5 separate regions of the Homo sapiens genome follow, and regions 2, 3, 4 and 5 are each linked to region 1. The links are chromatin contacts, found by Hi-C or POLR2A ChIA-PET in ENCODE. All regions are on one chromosome and are shown on one strand. The core of a region is the stretch at or near the end of the contact, and the rest is flanking DNA. Distances in the headings are between cores, read along the strand shown.

Evidence for each region. A loop is a pair of places that touch in the nucleus more often than their neighbours do. ChIA-PET counts read pairs that join two places held with the same protein, here RNA polymerase II (POLR2A). Pooled maps may share reads with other maps.
Region 2: a loop to region 1 is called in a pooled map, with 2.4 times the contacts of the local background. The contact joins the enhancer-like site here to the promoter of PFKFB3-AS1 in region 1. A Hi-C loop is called at or near these places in 2 of 50 pooled maps. POLR2A ChIA-PET finds 5 or more read pairs at or near these places in 2 of 52 experiments (GM10248 and OCI-LY7).
Region 3: a pooled map shows a loop between it and region 1 (6-fold over the local background). The contact joins the enhancer-like site here to the promoter of PFKFB3-AS1 in region 1. A Hi-C loop is called at or near these places in 2 of 37 single-sample maps with no recorded cell type and 9 of 50 pooled maps. POLR2A ChIA-PET finds 5 or more read pairs at or near these places in 3 of 52 experiments (CD4-positive, alpha-beta T cell, OCI-LY7 and activated B cell).
Region 4: a loop to region 1 is called in a map of naive thymus-derived CD4-positive, alpha-beta T cell, with 4 times the contacts of the local background. The contact joins the promoter of ANKRD16 here to the promoter of PFKFB3-AS1 in region 1. A Hi-C loop is called at or near these places in 1 of 168 maps with a recorded cell type or tissue (naive thymus-derived CD4-positive, alpha-beta T cell), 2 of 37 single-sample maps with no recorded cell type and 12 of 50 pooled maps. POLR2A ChIA-PET finds 5 or more read pairs at or near these places in 9 of 52 experiments (GM10248, H1, HEK293 and 4 more).
Region 5: a loop to region 1 is called in a map of naive thymus-derived CD4-positive, alpha-beta T cell, with 6 times the contacts of the local background. The contact joins the enhancer-like site here to the promoter of PFKFB3-AS1 in region 1. A Hi-C loop is called at or near these places in 1 of 168 maps with a recorded cell type or tissue (naive thymus-derived CD4-positive, alpha-beta T cell) and 6 of 50 pooled maps. POLR2A ChIA-PET finds 5 or more read pairs at or near these places in 1 of 52 experiments (activated T-cell).

Annotation. Positions count from the first base shown.
Region 1 is chr10:6,201,459-6,204,158 of GRCh38, forward strand. PFKFB3-AS1 (PFKFB3 antisense RNA 1) reads right to left here and starts at 1,299. Exons shown (of 2, transcript XR_007062045.1): 1 at 982-1,299. PFKFB3 (6-phosphofructo-2-kinase/fructose-2,6-biphosphatase 3) reads left to right here and starts at 1,474. Exons shown (of 15, transcript NM_004566.4): 1 at 1,474-1,878. The coding sequence starts at 1,803. RefSeq lists enhancers at 1-144, 699-1,203, silencers at 1-166, 1,197-1,526, 1,577-1,686, 1,807-2,316, 2,547-2,626 and a cis regulatory region at 1,137-1,668.
Region 2 is chr10:5,839,060-5,841,823 of GRCh38, forward strand. No RefSeq gene overlaps it. Among named protein-coding and RNA genes, the nearest start is that of TRV-TAC3-1, 13 kb to the right of the region's middle. RefSeq lists enhancers at 965-1,264, 1,475-1,654, 1,935-1,984. Within about 2 kb of position 1,357, at least 9 of the 41 ENCODE cell types and tissues checked have a DNase peak (open chromatin) inside an H3K27ac peak, as active enhancers do; they include OCI-LY7, where a contact is called at or near this core.
Region 3 is chr10:6,472,505-6,475,312 of GRCh38, forward strand. The region is part of intron 12 of PRKCQ (protein kinase C theta); the gene reads right to left. Among named protein-coding and RNA genes, the nearest start is that of PRKCQ, 110 kb to the right of the region's middle. RefSeq lists an enhancer at 1,496-1,675. Within about 2 kb of position 1,552, at least 7 of the 41 ENCODE cell types and tissues checked have a DNase peak (open chromatin) inside an H3K27ac peak, as active enhancers do; they include CD4-positive, alpha-beta T cell, where a contact is called at or near this core.
Region 4 is chr10:5,888,371-5,891,201 of GRCh38, forward strand. ANKRD16 (ankyrin repeat domain 16) reads right to left here and starts at 1,523. Exons shown (of 8, transcript NM_019046.3): 1 at 671-1,523. The coding sequence starts at 984. FBH1 (F-box DNA helicase 1) reads left to right here and starts at 1,873. Exons shown (of 21, transcript NM_178150.3): 1 at 1,873-1,976. The coding sequence starts at 1,976. RefSeq lists silencers at 806-1,085, 1,096-1,205, 1,346-2,065, 2,256-2,305.
Region 5 is chr10:6,542,128-6,544,941 of GRCh38, forward strand. The region is part of intron 1 of PRKCQ (protein kinase C theta); the gene reads right to left. Among named protein-coding and RNA genes, the nearest start is that of PRKCQ, 37 kb to the right of the region's middle. Within about 2 kb of position 1,449, at least 5 of the 41 ENCODE cell types and tissues checked have a DNase peak (open chromatin) inside an H3K27ac peak, as active enhancers do.

The DNA of each region.
Region 1 (2,700 bases), core at 49-2,548:
GTGGGGGTCGAGGCGTGGGGGAGGGTGGCGGGGCACAGGCCAGGTGGCCGATGTTGCGCGTTCCGGGGCCCCTCGGCAGGCGGCGGGTCGGGAGGAGTGGAGGCCCGGGTGGGGCGGGCGCGCGGGGCGGGAGCAGCCCCGGTCGCCGCCTGGGCGCGGGCGCCCTCCCTGTGGAGCATGCGGGACGTGAGCGACGTGTGGCAGCCTCTGCGCAGACTTTTCCGCCGCGGTGTAGGTTTCAGCGAGCGCCGCCTTCCCTCCAATCACAGCCCAGCCTCAGCGCTAAGTGTGCACCTCTCTGCAAGGCGGCGCAGCGCTCCCGTACTGAGGCTTCGTTTGCAAAAGTTACATCCGTCCCGGCGCGGGCGGCGGTTCCCCACCAAAAGCAACCCAGATCTTCCCCGCACGCCTCTGACCTGACTGCACGACTGTCACAAGTCGCGAGCTGGTGCAAACTGCGAGGGCCGGGAAAGGAGACGGGGCACGCATGCACCAAAAAGTGGGGAGGCAGAGCTGCAGGGTGTGCAGGATAACGGAGTGAATTTTAGGAGTCTGCCTAATAAGGGGCCGCCCCCAATAGTTTTCCCTCGACTTAGGTAATGAATTGCAGATCGAAATGGGTCTAGTTTTATTCATTCTTCTACTCGGGGCGATAAAGGTTTATTGAATGGTGTACATGGTGAGTGTGAAAACCAGATGCCAGCTGCCCCCAGCCCCAGTCCACTTCAGTCCAGCTCCCCGGGGCTTTCCCGCCCCCTCCTCGTACCCAGCACCGCGGGCCTCTCAAGGTTCCCAGTCTTTGGGCTAGGGGAGGGGAGCAAGGCTCAGTTCAAGTCCAGGTTTCTAAGGGATTCAGCAAAGTGGACAAGGACGAGGTGAGGTGGGAGGATCAGGGAAGCCTCCTCCCCGCGGGTCGCCCGGGTCGTGGCGGGGGATGGGCTCACGGGTATTATCAGGGAGCAGCCTGGCCCATGTCCTTACCTGGACTGCGCCTGCCCCACAGCGCGTGTTAGGAATGCAGAGTATTGGGGCTCCATGGCCCTAAAGGAGCTGCATTGGTAGGATGCACTTTAAGCAGCTTCCCAAGGGATTCGGCTGCGGGGTCCACGGTCTACACTGGGCAGGACTGCGTCTCTGCTCTCCTCCCGGCCAGCACAGTTGAGGTGAGGGGCCGGAATTAGTCGGGGAAGCTGTGCCAGACGTCCCGAGGGGACAACGGGACGAGGGGATAACAGCAGCCAGGACCCTTCAGCAGGGCTGGGCGCGCTCCAGGCCCGGGGCAGGGCGGCGGGAGCTGGTGCACCGCCGTCGCCGGCCCGCAGGGGGAGCTCGCAGGCTGCTTCCCGGCTCGCCCACCCTCCTCCCCACGTGGAAGGGGGCTGGGACCCAAGGAATGCGGCCCGCCCCGAGGCTGACGTACGCGTCTGCGGCCAGCCCGGACTCTTTAAAAGCCGGCGGTGCGCGGGGCATCCCAGCCAAGCCGGAGAGGAGGCGAGCAGCAGGGCCTGGTGGCGAGAGCGCGGCTGTCACTGCGCCCGAGCATCCCAGAGCTTTCCGAGCGGACGAGCCGGCCGTGCCGGGCATCCCCAGCCTCGCTACCCTCGCAGCACACGTCGAGCCCCGCACAGGCGAGGGTCCGGAACTTAGCCCAAAGCACGTTTCCCCTGGCAGCGCAGGAAACGCCCGGCCGCGCGCCGGCGCACGCCCCCCTCTCCTCCTTTGTTCCGGGGGTCGGCGGCCGCTCTCCTGCCAGCGTCGGGATCTCGGCCCCGGGAGGCGGGCCGTCGGGCGCAGCCGCGAAGATGCCGTTGGAACTGACGCAGAGCCGAGTGCAGAAGATCTGGGTGCCCGTGGACCACAGGCCCTCGTTGCCCAGATGTGAGTGCAGCTGCGCGGAGCCGGGTTGCAGGGCGGGCTGCGCCGGGCCGGGCCATTGTGTGGGGCGGCTTTGTGCCGACGCCCCTCTGCGGGGGGCGCGCCCGTGCGGGTCGCGCCGGCGGGGCGGGGCGGAGGCGCGGGCTGCGCGTCCTTGGCCGGGCGGCGGGGGCGCTGTGGCCCTTGTCCCGGTGGCTGCCCCGCCGGCCCGGAAACGGCGAGTGCGCCCGGCCGGGCTGCGTACCCCGAGACGGAGGGACGCGCGCGCCTGGGCAGGCCAGGGAGGGGATCCACATCCTCCGCGATCCCTGTCCTCGACACCCGTCTCGGGCGGCCGTCGCCGGAGCGCAGCCCAGGGACCCGGCCGCTCGCGCCTCCGCCCCTTTTCACCGTCCGGATCTCCTCTCTCTGCATGTTTCCATCTCCTCTCCCGCCTTGCTATGCATTCCTATCCCCTCGCTTCACTTAATAACCTATTTCTCTGTCCTGTTTTCTCTTTCGATATATATGTCTCTGTTTTTCTCTGTTTCTACCTCCTTCCTCTCCCACTGTTTCTTTCTGCTTTTATCTCTTTCTCTCTCCTTCTCTCTCTTCCGTGCATCTCCAGTGCCATGGGGGCGCCCGTGCTGGGGGCGCCAGGAGAGCCACCTGGAGCCACGCCTGTGTCCCCGGCTTTGGGGAGGGTCGGTGGGTTGGTGAGTGCACGGTTGGCGCTGCTCCACGCGCCCCGGGCGCACGCACCCCCCGGTGCTCGGAATTGGCTGGCAGTACCCTGCCCCGCCCCGCCGGTCGCCGCCCCCGCCACCAGCGATCGCTTGGGAGAGG
Region 2 (2,764 bases), core at 107-2,606, 360 kb before region 1:
AATAACAGAAGCCAGACACAAAAGGTCACATATTGTGTGATTCCATTGATATGAAATGTACGGGATAATTAAATCCATAGAGACAGAAAGCAACTTGGTGGATGTCACAGGGACCTTTGTTTGAATCCCAACTTTGCCATTTATTGGTGGTCTAACCTTGAGCAGGGCATTTAACCTCTCAAGATTCCAGTTTGTTCATCTGGAGAATGGGGATGACCGTCAAGCCCACCTCAGCAGGGCATCGTATGGGAACTCTGAGCTTGGACCCGCTCAGCAGTGTTTTTTTTTTTCTTTTTGAGACGGAGTCTCGCTTTGTCACCCAAGCTGGAGTGCAGTGGCACAATCTCGGCTCACTGCAACCTCTGCCTCCTGGGTTCAAGTGATTCTCCTGCCTCAGCCTCCTGAGTAGCTGGGATTAAAGGCGTGCACCACCACGCCTGGCTAATTTTTGTATTTTTAGTACCGACTGAGTTTCACCATGTTGGCCAGGCTGGTCTTGAACCCCTGACCCTCCTCGGCCTCCTAAAGTGTTGGGATTACAGGCGTGAGCCACGGCGCCCGGCCCCTGCTTAGCACTTCTGTCATAGGCTCCTGTAACACGTGCCATTTCCAGTTGTTTTGTATCTGGATGTCACGTTAGACTGGACCCCATGTTGGCAGGGACTGCAACCGCTGTGTTGACCACTGTGCTTCTGCCCTGAGCACAGTCCCTGGCACGTTGCCGTCACAGTCTGGGAGGGGAGAATGAAGAGTGACTGCACATGGGTGCGGGGTTGTATTTGGGGTGAGGAGAACACTTTGGAGCTAGATAGCGGTGGTGCCTGCAGAACAGTGAATGTTTTAAATGCCACTGAATTATTCCTTTTATTTATTTATTTATTTTAGTTTTTTTTTGAGACAGGGCCTCTCTCTGTCACCCAGGCTGGGAGTGCAGTGGGACAATCATAGCTCATTGCAGCCTCAACCCCCACCAGGCTTAAGCCATCCTCCCACCTCAGCCTCCGGAGTAGCTGGGAACACAGGTGCACACTACCATGCCCGGCTAATTTTGTTTTTCTTTTTTCGGGGACAGGGTCTCACTATGTTGTCCAGGCTGGTCTCGAACTCCTGGGCTCAAACGATCCTCCCACCTCGGTCTCCCAAAGTGCTGGGATTACAGGTGTGAGCCACTGCACCCGGCCCGAATTTTTCACTTTAAATGGTTCATTTTACGTTACTTGAATTTCACCTCGATAAAAAAACAACAAGGCATCTGAAGTTGTCCACAGGCTTCACACAGCACGTGGAAAGGCGGGCCGGGGTGACTCACCCCTCTGGGGGTCAGGAACGCCGTTCTGGATAACTCGCATCCCCCTGGGGATGTGAGTCTGAGCTGCCCCGGCGAGCGCAGCTGTGTGCAGGGCCCGCAGTTCCTGTTTCCGTCGAGCCTACAGCCCAGAGAAGCGTGTGCTTCTCCCCACGGAGGTGGGTCTCCGTTTCAGGGTCAGACCTGAAAGCATCGGTTGCGTTTGCTGGAGTTGTTGTCAGCATGTTTGCCGCTTTGATTTAGAGGCCGGGATAAAGGGCGATTATCAAAGGACTGCATGTTCCCGGCATGGCCACGATGGGCCCCGGCAGTGTCCCTGGAGGCAGCAAGCTCACTGGACAGGAACAGAGGTGCCATTGTGTGTGGCTAAAGCAGCTAGAAAGTCAGTGCTTCTCTGCTGCACTGTGAGGCGGGAAGAAGATGTATTTCCACCTCGCGGGGCACCTCGTGTCCTGTCTGGGGGGTCTGTGGGCACCAGTGTCCACCCAGGTCCTGCTGCAGAAAGTGGGGAGGCCAGTGGCTCTGGGGCCCTCATTTGGATTTTTTGAGAATTCGTGCCTCCACGCTTTGTCCAAAGCTCTCCTGAAAACCCCTTCGAAAGTCAGGCACAGCCTAGTGAAGGTGCTGTTCCCACGGTTCATGTCATGTGGCCCTGGAAGGTCTCACTCGCTGCAGGTGACCGGGGGGCAGGAGGACATACAGAAAGGCTTCAGCCCACGACTGCCCTGGTGACGCGGGTCATGTCCTCACCCTCACGCCCCCTCATTGCCCCTTTATTTCTGGCATTTCCTTCCTCGGTGGGAGGCCCCCTCTCTGGTGCTGCAAATAAACACCAGACCCCGCCCATCAATCACACCTCTTCAGTGACACAATGACACCCTTTCTGTGCATCAGTGCCCTGTGCTGTCAGAGTCTCGTGACACAGATTCAAACTATTTGGGGATTCTATTTTGGCCAAGCACTGGCCAGTTATTTAACAGGTATGGATTATTTTAACCTTTGTAATTACTGCATAAAGCAGGTGTTACTAAATCCATTGTACGAATAAGGGTACTGACTCAGGTTGGGATTGGCCAAGGCAAGAAGCTGATTAGTGGTGGGGCAGGATTCAAATGTCTGAGTTACTGTTTTTTATACTGTAAGTTCAAAAAACAACAATAACAAAACAAAAACCAAAACAAACAAATAAAAATAAATAAGTAAACTGTAAGTTTAATAAGCTGGCCCTATAAGTAAACCAGTTACTGGAGGCATTCTCCCTCCAGAGCGAAAACAAGAGATTTCTGTGGCAGCTGTCGTATATTTGTAGAGATGGGAGTGATTTGGATAGATTGTTTAACGGTAGGCGCGGGGTCTTCACACAGCCCCTAAATCACCAAATGTGACTGCCTGGTCTACATGCACCAGAAGCTGCTATTTGACAGCTTTACTTAGCGAATGGCTTAATCACGGCATTTC
Region 3 (2,808 bases), core at 302-2,801, 270 kb after region 1:
TGTGAAAATAAATAACATTTAAAAGGTGTTAGAATTCCTAAAATGCGTTTTACGCCTTGAGAGAGATGCGACTGTGATCTGAGTCACATATGGTTACAACTTCTGTTTCTCAGATTATAGATTAACTTGCTTCCTTTTTTCTCTTGTTCTGTACAATGACTAGAGAGAATTAAACAATTGTCAGGGACAAACACTTCCTGACTTCTTTTATTCTTTTTTTCTTTTTGAGACGGAGTTTCACTGTTTCGCCCATGCTGGAGTGCAGTGGTGTGGTCTCAGCTCACTGCAACCTCCGCCCCATGGGTTCAAGTGATTATCCTGCCTCAGCCTCCTGAGTAGCTGGGATTATAGGTGCCCACCACCCCGCCTGGCTAATTTTTGTATTTTTAGTGGAGACAGAGTTTCGCCATGTTGGCCAGGCTGGTCTCAAACTCCTGACCCCAAGGTGATCCACCCGCTTCAGCCTCCAAAGTGCTGGGATTACAGGTGTGAGCCACCGTGCCTGGCCGCCTCCTGCCTTTTTAATTAATGAATCTTGTTAAAGATTACCTTTTCCTTTTTTTGTCCTATTTTCCTTAGACCAGATGACAGAAAACCCATGACTATAGCACACTCTGTAAAAGATGTTAAATGTCCCTTTCCCAAAAAGAAACACTGCCTGTAACCAAGTTCCTGGAACTATGCACCAGCCTTGTATGAAAAAATGTAATCCTGCTAAAAATGCCTCTGTCTCTCCCTATGGAAACCCTAAAGTTCCCTCCTTTACAACTCTGACTTCATTCTTTTGGGGTGTTTCCAGGTGGGCCATCCTCAAACTTTGAGTTTGAATAAATGCTCTTTAAATTAGATTCTGGCCTTTTTGATTATTTCAGGTTGACAGCTGTAAATCGACTCATTTTTGTAAATTTGCTATAAAATCTAACATTTGCCAAATCACAGTTTGGTTACATAGCAGGGGAACCTGCAGAATGTCTGAGTGATCCCCAGTTTCTGAAATAACAACGTGTAAGCGTTCTCAGGATCAGAACGCCGCCAGAGGACGTTAAAGAAAAGAGGCTTATCTGTCACTACAGATGGGGGCAGCATGAAAAGTTAATTCTTGTCTTAGTGCAGGGACACGTCTTTGGAAGGATGTGGTTTCCGTGGGTTTTCTTTTCTTTGCTACAATTGTGGTAATTTCCAGGGCTCCTAGCTCAACTGAAAGGTTCATGGATTGCAGCATTTTTGAGAGCTTCAGATGAAGCAGTTTCTGAATAAAATGCTTGAAATTAAAAACTTTCTTAGATGGATTTTGCCTTAAAACTATGGAAATACCAGGATGACATACTTTTTAAAAAGTATCAAGTTCAAGGAGTTTTTCTTTTTAATTTTAAATGATAATAATATCTTGTAGTTAGTATGGTACTTTCTCCAAAAAAGATCCAAACTTCTCTGCAAGTGCTATTATTGTTATTATTATTATTTTTCACGTTATCCTTAGGAAGCAAAAAAGGAGAACCAGTGTCACAAAGAAATGTTAGGTGACTTGTTCAAAGTAACTCACACACTCATGCCCTGAAGCCATAACCGGAAGTAGAGCTTTGTGTGTTCTATGAATAGAAAGTGAAACTCAGTTTTCTTTTTCATAAAAGAAAAATTTCAAAGTGATATTGACCAAGAATGTTCAACTGGTGCATATTGGGAGTGTGGGAGTCAAGGGCAGTGATGTGAATCCAGGAACACTAGCGTTCTGCCTCTTGGCATCACCCTGGGAGGCCTCTCTTCAGAGGCCTGCAAAACCACGGCGGCCTGCCCTCAAATCCAACCTGAGGGAACGACCCAGAGACAGAGCTGTTCCTATAGGATCTAGAGCTACTTAGGTGTGAAATAGTAACACTACTTAAATGTCAGAATACAGATCGGCCTTTCAGAATTCAAAGGAGACACAGAGGAAGGTAGACTTTAGTTCACTTTTAATTTTTAAGGGAAAATTATTTCCTTGAAATTAAAAAGAAATAGCATCCTTACTGTGTTAGATGCATCTTTCCTTTCCAAACAAATTTTAGAAATAAATCCTCTTATTTTTCCACAGTTTTATCAGAGATAGAACACAGAAACTTTGGATACTTGAGTTATTAATCTTTCTTTTACTGCAGCATAACTAAAAAGAGGGAAACTGTTTCAGTGTTTATTTTTCCCTGTGTTTCAAAGTTTTATGGTTAATTATTTTTTTCTAATTGTTTTAAATCTACTTGTAAGTGGATAGTTAAAAGATTTATGACAACTCTTCTTGTAGACAAATTTTATTGTGGATTTTCCTATTTTTTTACTTTTTAAAATGTAAGTAATGGAAACTGTTAAAAATCTAAGTTGGAAATCTAGTAGTGCAAAAGTTGGCTGGCATCCGCACTGAAGGGGGTACTGAGAAGGGATCGTGCAATTTCAAGCCCTGCAGACTTTGTAAGACAGAAAATGTAAATATTAACAACAAAGAAATGTTAGAAAAAAAGTAAAAGAAAGAAGAGCTAGCCCTTCTTTCCTCTTGCCAAGACAGCAGCCTCTCAGAATGCTGATCTACGTTAGACCCTGAGCCAGTAATTTATGCCAGAGCCTGGATGATGTACAAAGTCATTTTGATCTAGCACACAGAAAATTCATTGTGAAGATTCTTTTGATTTGAGCCTCATTCAGATTCAGGTTCAGATTTCATGAATTATCCTGTACATCTATGTCCCCAGACGGTGCCGTCCCATTAGGGCCCCTGGTTTTACAGCTCCCAGCCCCTCTGCCTGTAACTCTTACTCTCTGTCCTGGGCAGGGGTAAAGTGG
Region 4 (2,831 bases), core at 273-2,772, 310 kb before region 1:
CACAGACAACCCTCAACACATAACGAAGTCTATTCCCCTGCCCCAGTGGGGAAGATGTACTTCCCTATGTTCCTAAAGATGTTCACGCCCTCTAACGAACCTGACCTAGTGAGTACTAAAATCAGTGTCAATCTAACAAACGAAATGCAATTGGCTTGTGTGATGGTGGAGCAGAGTATCTCTGACTGTGGTGGTTATGCAAGGCTGCACGTATGTGATACAACTGCACTGTGCTCTACACACACGAGCGCGTGTATAACTCAGGAATTCTGGATATTGATTGGAGCAATGCCACTTGAAACAATGCATTGGTGCAGAAGTAACTTAGCTAAATGTCCCCAGAACATCGCATCCGGAGGCTATCTGTATAGTGCACACACTTCATTGTTTGGTAACATTCTCTTTGGTTATATTCTACACTATTCCGTGCTCTAGAAAGGGAGGTGACTGCCCCGACCAGTTAACCCACAAGGGCAGGAACGAGGGACTCTGCAGGTCATCTGCGTTATAAGGGAAAGTTGGGCAGGAGGTCCCTGCCGCTGAGCAGGCCTGGGGTGAGAACTAGGAGCTGAGAACAGCTACGGTGTCCAAGGGGACGGAGAAGCACAGGGAACTCGCTACGACTCTGCGAGTAGAGGGGAGGCGGGGTGTCTTTCCGCTCCACACCTACCAGTCGGCCTTCTTCAGGCAGTCGACCGCTGCCCCCCGGCCCAGCAGGTAGCGCACGCAGTCTCGGTGGCCCATGGAGGCCGCCTCGTGCAGAGGCCGCTTGTAGTCTCGGTTGGTGGCCTCGATGTCCATGCCCCAGGCCTCGGCCAGATAGGCCAGCACGTCCCGATGCCCGTGGCGCGCGGCGCAGTGCAGGAGGGTATCCCCGGCCGGCCCCGGGCAGCCCCCGGCCGCCTGCAGCTCCTCCTTCAGGGCGCGCAGCCGGCCCTCCTGCACCAGCCTGCAGAGGCGCCGCGGGTCCCCGGGCTGGGCCATCGCCGCGGGTCGGGCCGGGCTGCGCGGGGAGGCGGCGGGCGGGACACCGGCGGCCGGGCAGGGAGAAGCCGAGGGCGAGTGGGACTTTCCGCCTCTTCACGCAACCTGCCCCGCGCGCCCCGAACCCGGCAGAACCGCCCCTCACGCCCCCGGCTTTGTCCCCGGCAGAGCCGCCTCCTCAAACCCCCGGCCTAGTCCGCAGGCGGGCTGCCCCCTCACAGCCCCGGCCTGCCCCGCGTGGGAGAAGCCGCGGTTCCGGGCACGGGGCGGTTTTTCCTCAGGGACGGAGCGGTCCGGGATGAGCACGGAGGGGCCTGGGGATCCGAGAGCGCTGGCGTCCGCCGTCCTGGAGCTGCAGCGGCCCGTACGTGATTCGGGACTGAACACGTAAGGGAGTGGGGCGCGCCGCTACACCGCAAAGCCCCAAAGTGGAGGGTCCGGGAGGGCGCGCACAGCCTCGCCCGGCGCCGTGCAGGGTGGCTCCTGAGGCAGCCAGGCCCAAGCGTGACCTGCCCCGCACGCGTCCTCAGGGCCGCCCCAGCCTCCAGCCCCTGGGGGCCGGCGTTCCTGGGCTCCGCCCCCGTCCCCGCCCCTCGACCGCCGCTGCTCCGCGGGGACTCGGGGAGCTCGAAGGAACTCTGGGAAAGTTTCCCGCTCCGCCCCGGCCCGAGCGGAAGCGCGGATGGGGCGTGGCCCGGTAGCTGTGGCCGCGCCCCCACCGATTGCGCATTTCGATTGGCGTTAGTGGCCGTCCGTCAGCACGCCCCCTCCGGTCTCGCGTCCCGATTGGTCGCGGGGGCCGTCAGTCCGGCTCCGGCGGCGGGCGCTTCCCGGGGCTGCGGCGGGGCGGAGCTCGCGGAGGAAGTCGGCGGGCGTCTCGGGCTCCAGGTCCCGGCCAGAGGAGGAGCTCGCTGCCGGGGGACGCTGGGCTGAGCGGCCGGCGGCGCGGGCCCGGCGGCGGCGGCAGCGGGGTCCGGGTCCGGAGCGCCACAGTGCGTGAGGCCGCAGACGTGGCAGGGAGTGTGGGAGGGGCTCCGCCGTGTGGAAAACTTAACCTCCGGGGTCCTGCGCGGGGGGTCCGGGCCCGGGGTGGGGCAGCGGGGGCCCCGGGGGCGCGAGGCTGGGCTCGGGCAAGCGCGGGCGTGGGGGCTCGGCCGTCCGGGCCGTGGGCAGGTGGAGGGCGCGGCGGGGGTGCGCGGGGGAGGCCAGGGCGCTCACTGAACTCGGTCGGGAGCGGCCCCCGCGCTGCCCCCCGAGGCCAGGAAGGCGCAGCGTGTGGGTCCTCGGGGCTGAAGGGGCAAGCGCGGGGACGTGGCCTCGGCTGCTAGGAGGCCAGGCTTTCCCGTCTACTCTGACGTTTTGACCTTGGGCAAGTCATTTTTCGCTGCCCTCTGCCCCTGTGTCATCGGTAGCTTCTCTGCCCCTCCTCTGAGCATGGGAAGCCTAAGGCGATGTGGGAGGCCTGGCGCTGGTGGAGGGCACGGCGAGAGCTGGGCAGGCTGTGGGTGATGGAAGAGATCAGTAGGTGTTGGGTTCCTTACCCGATCTGATTAGGTGCCAGTCACTTAACCTCTCCATGTTTTCGATTCCTTTAGGGAGTAGAATGGGAGTAGCTCCTATTTGCCAGGCCTAAAAACGAGTGCCGTTTACATTTTTTATTGCAGTCTGTGGTCCGAAGACAACCCTATGAGGCATCAGTAGGGTTTTACAGGTGGGGAAGTGGAGGCCTAACCAAGTCAGTGACTTTCTTACAGAATTACAGGTAATAAAGTCTTCTGGAAGGCAGGATGGTAGCATGTGTTGAGTGTCCGCCAGCGTCTGCCGCTGTGGTAAAATGAGCGGAGATA
Region 5 (2,814 bases), core at 199-2,698, 340 kb after region 1:
CCAATACAAAGCTCAATGAAGGACAGAGTAAACATGGGGAAACTGCTTACCCTCTGTGGGTTTCAGCTTCTTTGCCTATAAAATGAGGGCCTAGAGATTACTCTCTCTAGTCTATTTTCAGCCCAACAACCTGGAGTGGTGCTGACTTGCCAGGCTCAGTGGCTGTCTCACCACTATCCTCAGGTGAATGCATTTGCAGATAGAAGCCTGCTCTCTTGGAGAAATATCCTTGCATTCTGATGTCATGGGAAGAACACATAAGTCCTCTCTTCAGTAATAACCTGCATACAGTAAATACTCATTGAGCATGGATTTTAGACAAGAGCTGGTGGGAGAACATGAACTTCATCCTTGAAATACTCGTATTTTGGCAGAAGCAATAAAACATGAATGCAACAGCATTGATAGAAACTGTAGAGACTTTAACACCCTATAACACAGCATCTGCAGCTTCAGAGTGAACAGTTCTCCCTCGGGGACAACAGCAGAATTGTGTGTAGTTCAACAGCTGGATCACTAGGTACCCGTCACCATCCATGTCTCCGTGTTAGATTCTAGCACCCAGGGGTATGTCCTGGGCCATCAGAAGATCAGCTTAATATTAAATTTGACGTTACGAGGTCTCTTGCCTGCTTTGTGCTTCTAACTCATTACCTAAAAAGAACGAAGGTGATAAAAGCTACCTACATCCTAGCTTTCTTAGGTGTTGTTAGGAATATGCCTGGGAAATAGAGTTGCAAAGTCAAGGTCACATTCTTTTCATTGTTTCTGTTATTATATTCAATTAAAAAGTAATATAAAAGGGTTTCTTTTTCTGCTTGCATTCAGAAGGGCTCAAAGCAAGAGGGAATCCCCACTGCCATCACGTCCTTTCCCTGCGTTGAGTCCTTCCTCAGGGCTCTAAGAAAGTCACAGGCTGGGAAGTCACTATTTTGGTGGAGCCCTGAGGGTGGGCCCTGCCCTCCCTGGAGAGCTCAGCCCTTTCAAGCCTGGCAGGGAGGCAAGGGCTCCTCACCACTGTCCTTTGAAGTCGTGTTCGTTAGCCCAGCAGTTCCTGTATTTCTGTGCGCTCAGTAATTGGTGAGCACACATCCTGCCATGTTTACTTTTAAAAAGAAAGGAAGAAAAAGTCACACAGGTGGAGTTCGCGGAGCTGAAAACAAAATACTCAGCCCTGGCGGAGCAGCACAGGCTTCCCTTAGCTTTCAGCTGAGCGCAGTCTGGTCTCTTTCAGTCTCCAGACAGAGGAAAACAAAAACAAAAACAAAAGCAAAAACACAACACCATGGGGAAAGGTGGCGTTGGGGAAAAAAGGAGGGAGGAAGAAGTCAGAAATGTGTCTGTCATGACTAAATTAACCACATTCATTTTCAGAAGAAGAGTTCAGGCATCATTCTAAAGCCAGCAGCAGCTTCTGTCACCCTTATCAATTAGAGAGACGCTAACCACTACTTTGTGGTTACCTAAGGAAAGCAAACACACACCTCCAGATGCTGAAACACTGTCCTCGATGATCAAACACACAACCCAACTCACACAGCAGGTTGCTGACAAGGCCCACGGTTCTGTTTTCCAGAGAAACACGCTGAGCAGGGCTGAACTGCAAGTGCTGGAAGGAACCCCAGCCTGGGGACAAGGACTGGAGGAAACTGGGGGGTCGGCTGTACTCCTTCCACAAATGTCCTGCCACTCCCATGCACCGCGCATCCTTCCTGGCTGGGATGACAGGGCCTTGTTTGGCTGATGCTCTGAGCAGACAGTTGTCAGGACCGAAAGAGCAGAAGGTGCCAGCCCTTCCTGTTGTGAAAAGGAAAGACATGACCTCCAACCCCACGACACTGAGAGAGCTGTCTCTTTCTCAGATGGTTTGCATATTTCTTCCAAGCAGGCTACCATGGCCATTTTCCCCTCAGCGAGGTCAAGTTCATTACATCATGTATCTTACTATGGTACCTTTACCATCTTTTGAAGAGCTCTCAGGAAAGATGTTTGGGAAAAACGATGTTGGAAGAATCAAAGGGTTATGTAGAATATTCATGGGAATTTTACCAATGGGGAAAATCAACCTGAAGGAAGTTAAACTGTTTGTGAGTCACAGTTTTGAGCTTAATTCCCACTACCTGACATCCATCCTGGAAAGGATGGTTTGTGGATGGCTTTATGTTTCCACCAAAATCAACATCGCTCAAGGTTTTTCATCGGGGAGATTTGTCTGTTTAATGACCTGGTCACACTGTCAACTGAAGAACCAATTTGCCCATTCTAATAATGCGATGACCACAGAATATATTGTTAACGGCAAGGAGAGACACTGTAATTAACTCCACAGTGATTAACTCTAATTGACTTAGGCCAAGGACATTGATAAATGGAGATAACTGGAAACTGGGTCTTCACTTATTGGTTCTATTCATTCACCTGCCCTTAGAATCTGAATTTGTGTGATGACTGTTTAACCTCCTCTCTCGCCTAAGCAGTTGGAGATCCTACCCCACACTCTTTTTTTTTTTTTTTGAGGAGTCTCTTTCTATCGCATAGGCTGGAGTGCAGTGGCATGATCCAGGCTCACTGCAACCTCCACCTCCTGGGTTTAAGAGATTCTCCTGCCTCAGCCTCCCAAGTAACTGGGACAACAGGCACGTACCACCGCACCTGGCTAAATTTTTATATTTTTAGTAGAGACAGTGTTTCACCATATTGGCCAGGCTGCTCTCGAACTCCTGACCTCATGATCCGCCTGCCTCGGCCTCCCAAAGTGCTGGGATTACAGGCGTGAGCCACTGCGCCCAGACCCACATTGTCTTAAGTCAACTC